Regions from separate parts of the Homo sapiens genome. Here region 2 is linked to region 1. A link is a loop called in an ENCODE intact Hi-C map of the cell type or tissue named here. Cell type or tissue: ascending aorta. All regions are shown on one strand. Links, peaks and the distances in the headings refer to the core of each region. The heading gives the core; the rest is flanking DNA.

What was found. A loop is a pair of places that touch in the nucleus more often than their neighbours do. Peaks named below come from ENCODE experiments on the same cell type or tissue, not always from the same donor. Only the 100,000 strongest peaks of a DNase experiment are listed, where the experiment ranks them.
Region 2: a loop joins it to region 1, with 11 times the contacts of the local background. A loop is called at or near these places in 66 of 110 quality-filtered maps.

The regions. Positions count from the first base shown.
Region 1 is chr15:75,797,486-75,805,816 of GRCh38, reverse strand. No RefSeq gene overlaps it. Among named protein-coding and RNA genes, the nearest start is that of MIR4313, 39 kb to the right of the region's middle. In ascending aorta, for the core only: a CTCF peak has its summit at 3,536 (motif pointing right); a DNase peak (open chromatin) is centred at 3,586; H3K4me3 peaks cover 632 bases.
Region 2 is chr15:75,683,036-75,691,366 of GRCh38, reverse strand. CSPG4 (chondroitin sulfate proteoglycan 4) reads left to right here. Exons shown (of 10, transcript NM_001897.5): 3 at 555-4,091; 4 at 5,666-6,148; 5 at 6,455-6,631; 6 at 8,326-8,331. Among named protein-coding and RNA genes, the nearest start is that of CSPG4, 26 kb to the left of the region's middle. RefSeq lists enhancers at 4,176-4,680, 4,681-5,186, 8,066-8,331. In ascending aorta, for the core only: CTCF peaks have their summits at 4,994 (motif pointing left) and 7,444 (motif pointing right); DNase peaks (open chromatin) are centred at 4,996 and 7,464; H3K27ac peaks cover 2,867 bases.

The DNA of each region.
Region 1 (8,331 bases), core at 6-8,005:
ACTCCAGCCTGGATGACAGAGTGAGACTCTGTCTCAAAAAAAAAAAAAAGGTAGGTAATAGGTACAAAAACATATAAGCAAATGAAGGAAAAAAATACAAAGCAATTATTAACTCTGAGGGAAAAAAAGGAAAGAAATTAGACAATTTCAGTGCAGGAGTTGGGTTAGGGAACAATATTTAGATACCTACAATAATGGAAATGCTTTGGATTTCATAAGACTATGATCCAATCAGACTGGTAGATTGGAAGCAAGGAAATTGTTAAGACCTCATAAGGGAGGTAAGCCCTATACTGAGCTATGCCAGGAGGTAGACAGATACTGAAGAAAACAAATCAAGAAATAGCAACATAAACATTATTTAGAAATATGATGATAAATACCAGAGGAAATAGCAAAATGAGTTTAAAGTGATGGCCTCTGGGATTTAGGACTCAATGCAAGAAAGGAAAGGGCAGAGGAAATGCTTTTTGATATAAGCCTTTTATTACCATTTTGTTCTTTTTTTCTTCTTTTTTTGTTTTACCGAGGATTTCTTGCTCCAGATACCATTTTGTTCTTAACTCTATGTATGTAGTACTTTGAATGGAATTAAATAGAATCTTATAAATTCTGGAGATCTGTTGTACAGCATGATGACTATAGTTAATAATAATGTATACTTTAAAATTGCTGAGAGAGTAGATTTTTTGCTTTTATTATTATTTTTATTTGATACATAATAATTGTACTTGTTTATGGGGTACAGTATAATATTTTTATATATGTATGTAATGTATAATGATCAAATCAGGGTATTAGCGTCTCCACCACCTCAAATATTTATCATTTCTTTGTTCTGGGACCATTCAAAATCCACTCTTCTAGCTATTTGAAAATATATAATAAATTGTCATAAATTATAGTCACCCTATAGTGCTAAAGAAACTAGAACTATTCCTCCTATCTAGCTGTATTCTTTTTTTTTTTTTCGGACAGGGTCTCACTCTGTCCCCTAGGCTGGAGTGCAGTGGTGCAATCACAGCTCACTGCAGCCTTGACCTCTGTAGCCCTCCGGAGTAGCTAAAAGTGCATGGCGAATTTTTAAATTTTTTGCAGAGATGGGAATCTCCCTATGTTCCCCAGGCTGCTCTCAAACTCCTGGGTTCAAGTGATCCTCCCACCTCAGCCTCCCAAAGTGCTGGGATGATAGGCATGAGCCACCAAACTCAGCCATGTACTTTTTTTTTTTTTTGACAGAGTCTCACTCTATCTCCCAGGGTGGTGGAGTGAAGTGGCATGATCTTGGCTCACTGCAACCTCTGCCTCCTGTTTTCATGCCTCAGCCTCTCAAGTACCTGGGATTACAGGCATGAGCCACCATGCCCAGCTAATTTTTGTATTTTTCATAGAGACGGGGTTTCACCGTGTTGGCCAGGCTGGTCTCGAACTCCTGCCCTCAGGTGGTCCGCCTTGGCCTCCCAAAGTGCTGGGATTACAGGCATGAGCCACCGCGCCCGGCCCAGCCATGTACTCTTGTATCTGTTAACCTGTTAGCCAGCCTTTGGCTACTCTCTCCCGCTTAACTTTCCTCACTGCTAGTAAACACTATTCTAAGCAAATACATCTTAAATGTTCTTACCACAATAATAATAATAATAATAAGTTGTGAGGTGATGGAAATGTTAATTAACTTGATTTAATAATTTTATAATGTATGCATATATCAAAACACCACATTGAATACTGTAACTATATACAATTTTTATTTATCAATTATACCTTAATAATGCTGGAGGAAGAATTGAGTATAATGTTAAAACAAAAAACAATTGCAAAACCTAAAGAAAATCATTAGGCTGGGCACAGTGGCTCACACCTGTAATCCCAGCACTTTGGGAGGCTGATGCAGGTGGATCACCTGAGGTCAGGAGTTCAAGACCAGCCTGACTAATATGGTGAAACCACATCTCTACTAAAAATACAAAAATTAGCCGGGTGTGGTGGCAGGCACCTGTAGTTCCAGCTACTTGGGAGGGTGAGACAGGAGAATCTCTTGAACCTGGGAGGCAGAGGTTGCCGTGAGCCGAGATTGTACCACTGCACTCCACTCCAGCCTGGGCGACAGAGCAAGTCTCCATCTCAAAAATAATAATAATAATAAAATAAATAAGAAAATCATTAATCTAGTCCAGACCAGTCTTTTACAGATGAGGTCACTGAAGTGTAGAGAGGTGAACTGACTTGTCTCCTCTTACACAGCAAGTCACTGGCAGAGCTTGACCTGAAACCCAAAGCCAAGCGTTTGCTATTACCTCCAGGTCCTTCAGTCCAGCCCTCCTGGGGCTCTGCCTTGGGAACTGGTATTAGTGACAAAGGGAGTAGAGAGGAACATGCATAGAGCTCTCCATTTAGATGGACATATTCACACTGTGCCAGGGCACCGGCAAGAAACAGTGCAAGCTCCAAGTGCTTGCCCCAACCCTTTTCCCCCTCCCCATCCTCTCTCATAACCAACTTCAGCTAAAAGGTCTGAAAAGATAAGGGAATCTTAGATGACTCTCACTAGGGTGTAAATGACTCCCACCATGATTTTTATTTTATCGAGACATAACTCTAAAAACAGTTTGATGGATAGTGTGCCAGGCAGTAGGATGAAGACAGATGGGGAAACTGCCTGGGGTCATGGAGAGAGTGGAGGCACTGAGGCCCTGAGTGATTTCATAAGGAACACCTTAGCAAATGTCCAGCACCATGATTTCTCATCTTCACTACCCAGGACACACAAGGCCCCACGTTCTGACAGATTTTATCAGACAAATTGCACTTGGTCATGCTTCATTCATTTTCCTCGGAGAGTTTCCAGGTTACATAGAATTGAGGTAATCTCCCCCCTCCCCATCACTCCCACGAAGACACTCTATGTTTCTGTTTGCAATACAGTCTTATATGGATTGATATTAGATTTTCATGGTGCTCTTTGTATTTTACAACTATTACTCAAGCTGGAGACCCAAAAAGAGCACTAGCTTTAGAATCAAAGACCCCTGGGTTCCAGTTTCAGCTGAGAGACTGTGAGCACATCGCTAGCCCACTCTGATCCTGTCTCCTAGTTGTATAATCACCTATTTCCCATCAATTGCGAGGCTGGAGATAAAAGTGCCCACTCTGGCCAGTACACAGTAGGAACTTAGTAAGCTTAAGCTCCCCACTACCCTAAAGTGTTAGCGGAAAGACAGAGATGTGGGGAATGGCACCTGGGAGGCTCCCGCTGTATGCTTCACAATCCTACCAATGAAAAATCTGAATTAGGCTTCAGTTTCCTGTCTACAAAATGAGAAAGACCAGGAGTGGGTAGGAAGTAGAGGAGCTTGGCTTTGTTGGCTTAAGCCGGGACCGTCTGATTCTGTAACGCGGGCTTCACTGCAGGGTCCAGCCCACTCCCCAGCCAGGGCTTCGCGTGCTCTTAATGTCTTTTGGCCAAGTCCAAGGCTGTCCAAGGTGGCGGTGGGGATGTGGGGTGGTGGGTAGTGGGGTGGAGAGAAGCAGTTCCCCCATATAACCTGCAGGTGGCACCAGAGCAGCGCGGGTTCCGCTCCAACCTTCCTGGAGACCCAGGCAGGGCGGGGTAGGGCGACGCAGAGGTGGTGCACGCTGCTCAGCTGGGCAGCGGCAAGAGCGCGACTGCGGATCAGTCCACACCGTTTAAAATCGACACAAAGGTCTTCTGGCTAATTTCCTCTCTTTAATAGGGTGATCATATGCTTTATCATCCAAATCAAGACACTTCGGAGAGTGAAAGGGGGCACTATAATAATTGTACCAGGACAGCAGACATAACATTAGCTGTACCTTGCAAACCAGAACGTATGGTCACCCTACACTCCGGTCACTTTTTCCTCCTTGTTTCCATTCTTTCTTTTAATTTTTTTTCTTTTTAAACACACAGTATTCTTTTTCCCTGAGCACCGCTGTCTTTGAAAATGCCCTTGCACTCGGGATGTTTTCGACCATGCAACATCTGTTTTCGCATCTTGAGTCTGAACAGGCTCTCTGAACCCACCCCAAAGGCTGGTTTTAGCTTCCAGTCGGAAGACTCTGTTCTCTGGTTTACCATCCCCATGACTCAAGAATTAAAGATGTCAGACCTGGAACAGTGGCCCTTATCTCAACTTTGGTTCCTCTTTGCTAAATCTATTCCTGTAATTTTGTGCTGAGTGCTCATGTCCTTTATCTCCTTGAATTTACGTATATTAGTTTATCGAATTGCAAGTAGACAAGCCCCATTAAGCAGGATTCTTATATTTCCAAGGTCATCTCATTACTCCATTCAACCTCAAATTAGTATGCCATTTATCCCCTTATTTCCGAACCCCCTTCACTTAATAGTCTCATAAGCATCCATCCATCGCAAAAAGGACTCGAACTTTTCTCACTTCCATTTTTAGTTGATTCATTGCTATCCAAGTAATGATTTGTCTGGGGGAGTGATTAGTAGAGAATTGTGCCCTTAAATTTAGTTTTATAGTTGGATTCTGCTAGTTACTATCTCTCTGTCATTCTCACATTGCAACAAATGACTGGGTTTCTGTCTCAACCTAAAATGTAGGTTAGAAATTTGATCTTATCTGAATAAGATATTAATAGATAATGTGAGACTTTTTAAAATTTACTGAAATGTTTCTCAGCCAAGAATGACACTCATGGTCACAAATATGTATGTAAGCAAGCAGAAAATTGAGCTTTAAATATATAAACTCTTAAAATATCATATTTAGAGACTATGTTTTTTTCTTTCTTAGTAAAGTATATTTGCTATGGTTGGAATGATTGTGTCTCCTCCAAAATTCATGTTGGAACTTAAACCCCAATGTGATAGTATTAAGAGGTGGAGTCTTTAGGAGATGACTAAGCTGTAAGGAGGAGCCCCCTCGTGAATGGGATTAGTGACCTTATGAAAGGGCTTGAGGGAGCTACCCAGCTCGGTTTTCTTCTTTTGCTTTTCTGTTCTTTCCACCATGCTGGGACACAGCATTCCTCACCTCTGGAGGTCTCAGCATTTAAGGTGCCATCTTGGAAGCAGAGAGCAGCCCTCACTAGACTACAAACCTGCTGGCGCTTTGATCTTGGACTTCCCACCCACCAGAACTGTGAGAAATACATTTTTGTTCTTTACACATTACCCAGTCTCAAATATTTTGTTACAGCAGCACACATGGACTAAGACAGTATCTTACATTCAGCGAGGTGCCTATACCTTAAGCTACAACTCCTTACTATTTACATATGTGCACACTTATGTGACCGCCACTCAGTTCAAGATACAGAATGTTCCCATCAGCACAGAGGGCTCCCTCTTGCCCCTTCTCAGTTGCTGTCCCCTCAAAGTTAACCAGGATCCTGACCTCTGCAACCATGGATTAGTTTCGCCTGTTCTTTAGCTTCATATAAATGGGACCATTCAGTATGTGCACGTTTGTGGCTGGCTTCTTTCATTCAATATAATCCTGTGAGATTTAACCACGTTTTGGGTACTGGTAGCTGTTTATTTTTCTGGTTGTGTAGTTTTCCATATTTCATTTATTACCCTGCTATTTTTGTCTCTAACTCAGTGTCTTGTGGGGTCTATTGTTCCTTTTTAGCTGGATTGATACTAAGTGTCTTCTTATCAATGGAGCTTAGGACATTTTAGAAGATGAAAGCCTAATAACCCCAAGCCCCCCAATCTTAAGCCAAGTTTCCTCCTCACGCCTGCTTCAGTTGCTCTTCTTCATGTGGTATTTTTTCCCTCACAAAACTGATGGAAATTAAGAAACCCAAAAGCTCTTCATCATGTTATCAGCTTAGGGACGCTTGTCATCTGAATAACAGGGTAGATATTTATCATCTGAAATGTTAAAATAACTAGAGCAAACACTTACATAGCACTAACTGCTGTTCACAGTGCTTTACATATATTATTTTCCTCAAAACTGCTCTGTGAAATAGACACTATTATTGTCATCCCCACATTTTAGATGGGGAAATGGAGGCACAGAGAGACCATGTAACTTTCCCAAGGTGGTAAGGCCAGGACTTGAACCTGTGTTTTCTGGTTTTAGAGCCTGCACCCTTCACCACCACACCATATTGTGTAGCATGATACTTCCTCTGGTTAAAGTGTTTTCTTCTATTTACGTGGGAGCATTTTCTGAATAATTTGAATCTTATAAATTAGCTTCAAATAATACAAGTAAATTGAAATGGAAGATCTAATATAGAATGTGTGGCATTCATGAATAAATTATAGGACTCCCTGGTTTTAAGTAATAATTATTTGCTTATCTTGTGACTTTTGTCAGCAGGGCTGTAATGTGCTCACCTCATTTTCCTTCTCTTCAATAGAAGGAGATGGACTCAGAGACAGGCACAATTTATCATAAAATCTCATCACACTTTCCCTCACCATCTGGAAGCTGGAGATAGGTTAGTGAAATCTTGGTTGAGAAAGAGTTGAATGCTGCTTGTAGCATAGTGAGTTTCAGAAAGATGGTTTTATTTGCTAGTTCTATTGCATAGGGTCCTGCAAGTTTTGGCAATTAACATATATGACCAACAGTTTTCTCACAAAGATTATCAGGATTCTAGAAGAAATTATATTCCAGTTTTATCCTGCTGCTAAAGTCCTATATTTCTTTATATAAGAACTAATTAATTCTTTGTCACTTTTCATTAGACATTTCTCTGCCTCTTTATGCTGTGCTTTATGTCTCTTTGTGCTCAGCCCCAGGTTTTTCCTTCTAACTGCAAGATTATTGAAATTTTCTCTCTCTCTCTCAAACTCCCGGGCTCAAGTGATCCTCCTCCGTCCACCTCCTGTGTAGCTGGCATTACAGATGTGCATCACTGCACACTGCTGACTCTCTCTCTCTCCTTTTTGAGATGGAATCTCACTCTGTTGCCCAGGCTGGAGTACAGTGGTGCGATCTCGTCTCACTGCAACCTTCACCTCCCTGGTTCAAGCAATCCTGAGTAGCTGGGTTTACAGGTGCATGCCACCACGTCCAGATAATTTTTTTGCATTTTTAGTAGAGATGGAGTTTCACCATGTTGGCCAGAATGGTCTCGAACTCCTGACTTCAGGCAATCTGCTCGCCTTAGCCTTCCAAAGTGCTGGGATTACAGGCATGAGCCACCGCACCGGGCCAATTTTCTCTTTAACCTTCCCCATGAGCATGTGTACACACACACAAACATGCATATAGACACCCAGACATCCACATGTATACACAAACACAAATACAGAGACATACACATATCTATACACACTTATTAGATATACATTTACACACACCAACACAGACGTGCACACACACGCACACACCTTCCTTTCACCTTCTTCACAGGACTCAGTGTTCTCAGAGAGTGGAAAGAGTATTGCACCATGAGTCAAAGATAGACTGTGCAACTTTGCCCAAGTGTCTTTTCTTTCGAGATCTCGTTTATAATAATAAACATCCTTACCCACCAATTAGGGTTATTTTGAAGATAAAATAGAAAGATTGAATAATAGAATGATGGCATGTCGTATAGTTTTAAAAAATAAGGAAAAAAAATTAACCTTGACCAAAAAGAGATCTGGCCTTTGTCCTAGACTCCTGGGAGGTAACTGTCAACATGTAATACCTGATAGGAATATCTTTGCCTGGGGATCTTGGCTCATGATGGACAGCCTAATAATAAGATTTAGGGTAGGGACTAGCCAGGGCAAAAAAGCAACTATGTGATTTAGAGTCTGGGCTTTAGGTCACTCCTGGAAGTACTGGAGACTGGAAACTGAGCGCAGCCACATGGACAATCAAGCATGCCTCTGTGATGAAGTTCCAGTAAAAACCCAGAACACTGAGGCTTGAGGGAGCCTCATTGGCTGGGAATACTTCATGTGTATTGGCACATAGCAAAGCCGGGAGGGTAATGCACTCTGATTGCATGGGGAAGGGATAATGGACACTCCATGCCTGGTGCCCTCCTGGACTCAGCCCTATACCTTTCTTCCCTGATTTTAATCTGTATCCTTTCCATGTAATCAAGCTGTAACTATGAGTATAACAGCCTTCTGTGAGTTCTAGCCAATTCTTAGAGGTAAGCAAGCAGAGCTCATCTACTGCCTGCTTGAAAAAACTATTTAAAAATCCCTAAACCGAAGAAGGCCAGAGCTCTCATGAATCTGACCCAACAGATTCTGAAGCCAAAGCTGAGGGCATTGGAAGCCAAAGCCAGGCCAGACAGAGATGAGGCTCCTGGGGGGGAACAGGTGCAGTCCTGCTCAGGCTGCGGTGTCCCTGGGCTACAGCTGGACAAGGGCTCCCTCTG
Region 2 (8,331 bases), core at 145-8,144, 110 kb after region 1:
ATCTGATTCATATCAGGGTCCCCAGAGCCCATCCAGCCCTGGCCCAGAGTTTCCTTTGGTGAGTGTTTGGAGGATGAATAAAGAGATGGCAGGACGGCAAGAGGAGTGGCACCAGAGGCTCTTGTCCTAGGTTTTCCACTCTGGGGCCCCAAGTGTGGGGAACTCACTATGCTTTTTTTTTGTTTGTTTTTTGAGACAGAGTTTCGCTCTTGCTGCCCAGGCTGGAGTGCAATGGCATGATCTCAGCTCACTGCAACCTCCACCTCCCGAGTTCAAGCAATTCTCCTGCCACAGCCTCCAAAGTAGCTGGGATTACAGGCATGCGCCACCATGCCCAGCTAATTTTGTGTTTTTAGTAGAGACAGGGTTTCTCCATGTTGGCCAGGCTGGTCTCAAACTCCTAACCTCAGGTGATCCGCCTGCCTTGGCCTCCCAAAGTGCTAGGATTACAGGCATGAGCCACCACTGCAATCACGCCCGGCTCTATGCTTTTATAAGGGAAATGATGGATCCAAAGTGCTGTCCACTATCTCCCACTCCCCATCTCTCTTCAGGTCAGACTTGTTCTGGGCCAGGAGGAGCTGAGGCTGCAGACTCCAGCAGAGACGCTGCTGAGTGACTCCATCCCCCACACTGTGGTGCTGACTGTCGTAGAGGGCTGGGCCACGTTGTCAGTCGATGGGTTTCTGAACGCCTCCTCAGCAGTCCCAGGAGCCCCCCTAGAGGTCCCCTATGGGCTCTTTGTTGGGGGCACTGGGACCCTTGGCCTGCCCTACCTGAGGGGAACCAGCCGACCCCTGAGGGGTTGCCTCCATGCAGCCACCCTCAATGGCCGCAGCCTCCTCCGGCCTCTGACCCCCGATGTGCATGAGGGCTGTGCTGAAGAGTTTTCTGCCAGTGATGATGTGGCCCTGGGCTTCTCTGGGCCCCACTCTCTGGCTGCCTTCCCTGCCTGGGGCACTCAGGACGAAGGAACCCTAGAGTTTACACTCACCACACAGAGCCGGCAGGCACCCTTGGCCTTCCAGGCAGGGGGCCGGCGTGGGGACTTCATCTATGTGGACATATTTGAGGGCCACCTGCGGGCCGTGGTGGAGAAGGGCCAGGGTACCGTATTGCTCCACAACAGTGTGCCTGTGGCCGATGGGCAGCCCCATGAGGTCAGTGTCCACATCAATGCTCACCGGCTGGAAATCTCCGTGGACCAGTACCCTACGCATACTTCGAACCGAGGAGTCCTCAGCTACCTGGAGCCACGGGGCAGTCTCCTTCTCGGGGGGCTGGATGCAGAGGCCTCTCGTCACCTCCAGGAACACCGCCTGGGCCTGACACCAGAGGCCACCAATGCCTCCCTGCTGGGCTGCATGGAAGACCTCAGTGTCAATGGCCAGAGGCGGGGGCTGCGGGAAGCTTTGCTGACGCGCAACATGGCAGCCGGCTGCAGGCTGGAGGAGGAGGAGTATGAGGACGATGCCTATGGACATTATGAAGCTTTCTCCACCCTGGCCCCTGAGGCTTGGCCAGCCATGGAGCTGCCTGAGCCATGCGTGCCTGAGCCAGGGCTGCCTCCTGTCTTTGCCAATTTCACCCAGCTGCTGACTATCAGCCCACTGGTGGTGGCCGAGGGGGGCACAGCCTGGCTTGAGTGGAGGCATGTGCAGCCCACGCTGGACCTGATGGAGGCTGAGCTGCGCAAATCCCAGGTGCTGTTCAGCGTGACCCGAGGGGCACGCCATGGCGAGCTCGAGCTGGACATCCCGGGAGCCCAGGCACGAAAAATGTTCACCCTCCTGGACGTGGTGAACCGCAAGGCCCGCTTCATCCACGATGGCTCTGAGGACACCTCCGACCAGCTGGTGCTGGAGGTGTCGGTGACGGCTCGGGTGCCCATGCCCTCATGCCTTCGGAGGGGCCAAACATACCTCCTGCCCATCCAGGTCAACCCTGTCAATGACCCACCCCACATCATCTTCCCACATGGCAGCCTCATGGTGATCCTGGAACACACGCAGAAGCCGCTGGGGCCTGAGGTTTTCCAGGCCTATGACCCGGACTCTGCCTGTGAGGGCCTCACCTTCCAGGTCCTTGGCACCTCCTCTGGCCTCCCCGTGGAGCGCCGAGACCAGCCTGGGGAGCCGGCGACCGAGTTCTCCTGCCGGGAGTTGGAGGCCGGCAGCCTAGTCTATGTCCACCGCGGTGGTCCTGCACAGGACTTGACGTTCCGGGTCAGCGATGGACTGCAGGCCAGCCCCCCGGCCACGCTGAAGGTGGTGGCCATCCGGCCGGCCATACAGATCCACCGCAGCACAGGGTTGCGACTGGCCCAAGGCTCTGCCATGCCCATCTTGCCCGCCAACCTGTCGGTGGAGACCAATGCCGTGGGGCAGGATGTGAGCGTGCTGTTCCGCGTCACTGGGGCCCTGCAGTTTGGGGAGCTGCAGAAGCAGGGGGCAGGTGGGGTGGAGGGTGCTGAGTGGTGGGCCACACAGGCGTTCCACCAGCGGGATGTGGAGCAGGGCCGCGTGAGGTACCTGAGCACTGACCCACAGCACCACGCTTACGACACCGTGGAGAACCTGGCCCTGGAGGTGCAGGTGGGCCAGGAGATCCTGAGCAATCTGTCCTTCCCAGTGACCATCCAGAGAGCCACTGTGTGGATGCTGCGGCTGGAGCCACTGCACACTCAGAACACCCAGCAGGAGACCCTCACCACAGCCCACCTGGAGGCCACCCTGGAGGAGGCAGGCCCAAGCCCCCCAACCTTCCATTATGAGGTGGTTCAGGCTCCCAGGAAAGGCAACCTTCAACTACAGGGCACAAGGCTGTCAGATGGCCAGGGCTTCACCCAGGATGACATACAGGCTGGCCGGGTGACCTATGGGGCCACAGCACGTGCCTCAGAGGCAGTCGAGGACACCTTCCGTTTCCGTGTCACAGCTCCACCATATTTCTCCCCACTCTATACCTTCCCCATCCACATTGGTGGTGACCCAGATGCGCCTGTCCTCACCAATGTCCTCCTCGTGGTGCCTGAGGGTGGTGAGGGTGTCCTCTCTGCTGACCACCTCTTTGTCAAGAGTCTCAACAGTGCCAGCTACCTCTATGAGGTCATGGAGCGGCCCCGCCATGGGAGGTTGGCTTGGCGTGGGACACAGGACAAGACCACTATGGTGACATCCTTCACCAATGAAGACCTGTTGCGTGGCCGGCTGGTCTACCAGCATGATGACTCCGAGACCACAGAAGATGATATCCCATTTGTTGCTACCCGCCAGGGCGAGAGCAGTGGTGACATGGCCTGGGAGGAGGTACGGGGTGTCTTCCGAGTGGCCATCCAGCCCGTGAATGACCACGCCCCTGTGCAGACCATCAGCCGGATCTTCCATGTGGCCCGGGGTGGGCGGCGGCTGCTGACTACAGACGACGTGGCCTTCAGCGATGCTGACTCGGGCTTTGCTGACGCCCAGCTGGTGCTTACCCGCAAGGACCTCCTCTTTGGCAGTATCGTGGCCGTAGATGAGCCCACGCGGCCCATCTACCGCTTCACCCAGGAGGACCTCAGGAAGAGGCGAGTACTGTTCGTGCACTCAGGGGCTGACCGTGGCTGGATCCAGCTGCAGGTGTCCGACGGGCAACACCAGGCCACTGCGCTGCTGGAGGTGCAGGCCTCGGAACCCTACCTCCGTGTGGCCAACGGCTCCAGCCTTGTGGTCCCTCAAGGAGGCCAGGGCACCATCGACACGGCCGTGCTCCACCTGGACACCAACCTCGACATCCGCAGTGGGGATGAGGTCCACTACCACGTCACAGCTGGCCCTCGCTGGGGACAGCTAGTCCGGGCTGGTCAGCCAGCCACAGCCTTCTCCCAGCAGGACCTGCTGGATGGGGCCGTTCTCTATAGCCACAATGGCAGCCTCAGCCCCCGCGACACCATGGCCTTCTCCGTGGAAGCAGGGCCAGTGCACACGGATGCCACCCTACAAGTGACCATTGCCCTAGAGGGCCCACTGGCCCCACTGAAGCTGGTCCGGCACAAGAAGATCTACGTCTTCCAGGGAGAGGCAGCTGAGATCAGAAGGGACCAGCTGGAGGTGAGGAGTTGGAGGTGGTGAGCAGGGGTGTGGGCCAGGTAGAGGGCCTTCTCCCAGCCTCCATGCCAGGAACACACGTGACTTGGGCTGTGGCTGTGGTGGCTCCAGGTTACATGTGTGCACGTGCCTCAGATGTGCTCCCGTATATGTTGTGCTCCCAGGAGTTTCTGGGGAGCTTGCTATACACCCATCCTCCTGGGAGTTGTGTGCGCCTCCAGAGGTTGTGTCCACTCATGTGTATGACATGGCTGAGCATGCAGATTCCTGGACCCCACCCAGCCCTACAGAATCTCTGACGTGGAGCCCGAGAATCTCCATTGCAGTCAGTTCCCTGGGAGGACATCACGGGTCCTGAGCTTTGGGGATTGCTGACCGTGGAGACAGGCCGCTACTCCTCAGACCCTCATGTCCCCCACTCTTTTCTCAGAGCCCAGACCTGGGTGGCTTCTGCCCACCCAGGAACCCCACAGAGCAACCACGGGCCCTCCAGCAGGCTCACTGACTTGCCCTGTGACCTCAGGCCAGTCCTTGCCCGCTCTTGGCCTTACTCTCCTACACTGCTCATTTCGGAGACCCTTCTGGTCTGCATGTCTGGAGCTTGGGGCCGACAGCAAGCCAGCAGATCTGGAGTCAGGAAGGCCTCGCGGGAGGAGGCAGCGTTTGGGCCGGGCTCTGAAGAGCACAGGCCATCAGGAGCAGAGAATGGGGAGTGGTATTCCAGGCAGAAGGAACATTCCGGGCAAATGCATAGAACAGGAATGTGAGTTTGGGGGGTGGTTTGGCCTCTTGTGGCTGGCCCATCAGGTGAGGGAGCCCGTGTGGCCTTTGGGGCGTGAGCTCTGTAGGGCCTGAGCTGAAGGCGGCTGTGCCTCCAGGAGGGGTGGGGCGGGGCGCCCTCTGATGGTCCTGGGTGGTAATAGCAGGGGCTGGGGAGGTGCTGCCTGCAAACCAGCCACAGGCCTGAACGGATCCTGAGCAGGGGGGCCTGTGTGTGTGTGTGTGCACACACGCATGTGTACATGTGTGACTGCGTCAGCATATGATGAACTCGTGTGTCTGTGTCACTGAGTCTGGGGACATGTGATTATGCACCTCCCTGAGGGAGTGCATCTCAAGCTGTGTGACCGACCCCCTGCAACCGTGTGTGGGGTGGGCATTAACATGTGACCAGCAGCCGGGGCAACCCAGTGAAACCCCATCTCTACACAAAAAATTTAAAAATTAGCCGGGCCTGGTGGCACATGCCTGTGGTCCCAGCTACTTGGGAGGCTGAGGTAGGAGGATCCCTTGAGCCTGGGAAGTTGAGGCTTCAAGGAACTGTGATTGTACCACTGCACTCCAGCCTGGGTGACAGAGTGAGACCCTGTCTCAAAAAACAAAAAATGTGACCAGCTGCATGTCTGGCTGCTGTGTGTGTGAACCCACGTGTGTGTTTGTGTGTCTAAATGAGCAGTGGTATCTAGAGGAATAAGTGGGGCAAGATCAAGCCTGTTCCGGCTTCTTAGGGCCACAGTGGACCCCTCTGAGACCCCCTCTGTGGCCCCCTGTGAGTCCTTGTGACCTCTGTTAACCAGGCAGCCCAGGAGGCAGTGCCACCTGCAGACATCGTATTCTCAGTGAAGAGCCCACCGAGTGCCGGCTACCTGGTGATGGTGTCGCGTGGCGCCTTGGCAGATGAGCCACCCAGCCTGGACCCTGTGCAGAGCTTCTCCCAGGAGGCAGTGGACACAGGCAGGGTCCTGTACCTGCACTCCCGCCCTGAGGCCTGGAGCGATGCCTTCTCGCTGGATGTGGCCTCAGGCCTGGGTGCTCCCCTCGAGGGCGTCCTTGTGGAGCTGGAGGTGCTGCCCGCTGCCATCCCACTAGAGGCGCAAAACTTCAGCGTCCCTGAGGGTGGCAGCCTCACCCTGGCCCCTCCACTGCTCCGTGTCTCCGGGCCCTACTTCCCCACTCTCCTGGGCCTCAGCCTGCAGGTGCTGGAGCCACCCCAGCATGGAGCCCTGCAGAAGGAGGACGGACCTCAAGCCAGGACCCTCAGCGCCTTCTCCTGGAGAATGGTATGGCTGTGAGAGAGGCCCAGGGGCTGCAGCCCAGCTCTGGGGGCAGAGTGGAGGGAGCCCTGGGGACTCCCAGTCTGGGGGTTATACACAGAGAGGAGACGGGGAGTCACATTTCAGAAGCACCTATGCTTTAAATACCATATATCTTTTCTTCCTCACAACTCCTCGGAGCCAGAACTTATGGTCCCCATTTTCTACCAATGGAAAATGAAGCCCTAAAAGAGTCAGTCTCCTCCTGCACCCAAAGGCAGGGCATGAAGGGTGCTGCTGGGGCCTGACTGCCAGCCCTGGGCCTGCCCCTAGGTGGAAGAGCAGCTGATCCGCTACGTGCATGACGGGAGCGAGACACTGACAGACAGTTTTGTCCTGATGGCTAATGCCTCCGAGATGGATCGCCAGAGCCATCCTGTGGCCTTCACTGTCACTGTCCTGCCTGTCAATGACCAACCCCCCATCCTCACTACAAACACAGGCCTGCAGGTGAGAGCATCCCTGGGAACACCCCCATGTCTGCTTCGAGAAAGAGGCCAGCGTCCCCTACTTCGCGGCTCAGAGCTCCCCCAGCTCTGATCCTCAGTTTCCTCCTCTGCAAAATGGGGACGCTGCCACATGCCTCACGGGGTTGTTGGAAGGAGAGAAGTGAGATTGTGCTGAAATAGAACACAGGTGGGAAGTTTTTTTATTGGATGTTTGCAAGTATGGTAGGCAGACTTCTGAGCGGCCACGGGTGGCTCTGCTGTTCCTTCTTCTGTGGCTAAGGACCAGAACATCTGACAGAATCACTTACAAGCCCTTAAGGGCAGGCATCAGGGCGGAAGCTGTTAAGTTTCCCACCTTCACCCAGCAAGTGAAGGCCATGGCTTGGCTCCCCAAACTCCTGCACAAGGCTGTTCCACGCCCAGCAGGACAGTGCAGGGAAGGCCCTGGTGAACTTCGCTCAGGCAGAGGTAAGGGCCCCACTCTGCAGGTGGAAGTTGAGGCCCAGACGTGGGATGGAACTTCTCCATGGTTGCAAAAGTAGTTCTGGTGGAACAGAAAGGGCATGGCTTTACAAAGCCCACATGGCAGGGCTTTGAACCCCAGCTTCTGGGGTGCATCCTCCCCGGTCAGCAGGAGCCACTGAAGTTTCCATAAAGGGCTGACTTGGGCTGTCTCTGGCATGGGGTGCCTGGGGCGGGGGTGGGGGCGGGGCCTTGGTGGTCTAGGATGTGCCCGTAGCGGGTGGCCTGGTGGTGCGGAAGCCGCCAAAGAGTGGGACACAGTGCTCTGGAACCACAGGCCAGGACGGCTGTGTGGCAGCACAGCCACCAGGTGGTGCCATCTACCTGTGTTTGCTCCAGAAGCCTAGTGCTGGGGTCCTGCCCCGCAACATTATGGCCCCTCCTGCCAGGGCTGGGCCTGAGGGCTCCCTGGGGCCGGGGGAGGAAGCCCAGGAATGCCAGAAGGCTCTGTTTTCCGGGCATGTGAGTCCCACTGCAGCTCTGCCCGCAAGTAATTGACCCAGCAAGACTGGTACCAGGACCTCAGGAACAGGCACCTGCTCTGCTTGCAAGTGGGAGGCCTGAAAAAGGGGTCCCCTTTGCCCAACATAAGGAGGGCCCCTAACTGCTCTGGAAGCACCTGGGCCCATCCCACGCTGATTCTGTGCTGCAGAACAGTGCCAACCATCAGCCCCCCACTCTCTGCGCCACGCACCCCTCCCTCAGCTGGAAGGAGGGCCCATTTCTAAAATCACCATTCCCACCTGTGCCCGGCCCCGGCCAGGCACACACGGAGGCTCTGAAAGGAGACCCCTGTCCCACCAGTGAGACAGATTAGGGAGCACTGTTGGTCAGCGCTGGGGGTTTCTGGGAGTGAGAACTTGGTGAGGGTAAGAGCTGGGGCCTTCCTGGGTAGGGGACATAAGCTGGCCTTGAGGGACACACAGGACTAGGGCAGATGGAGAGCAGGGAGGCTGGGCCTGGAGGGTGACCTTCCCTGGGGCCTTCCCTGGGGTGACAGGGAAGGTGAATGCGGGAGGCCCTTTGTGCAGGGGAGCCAGAGTGGCGCCAGCCTCGATGCCACCCGAGGGGCTGAGCCGCAGCAGGACTGGAGCCCTGGTGGCAGCCCAGGGCCGGGGAGGAAGGGGTGGGTGAGTGCGGCAAGGCAGAACCTTCACAGGCCTGTGTTCCCAGATGTGG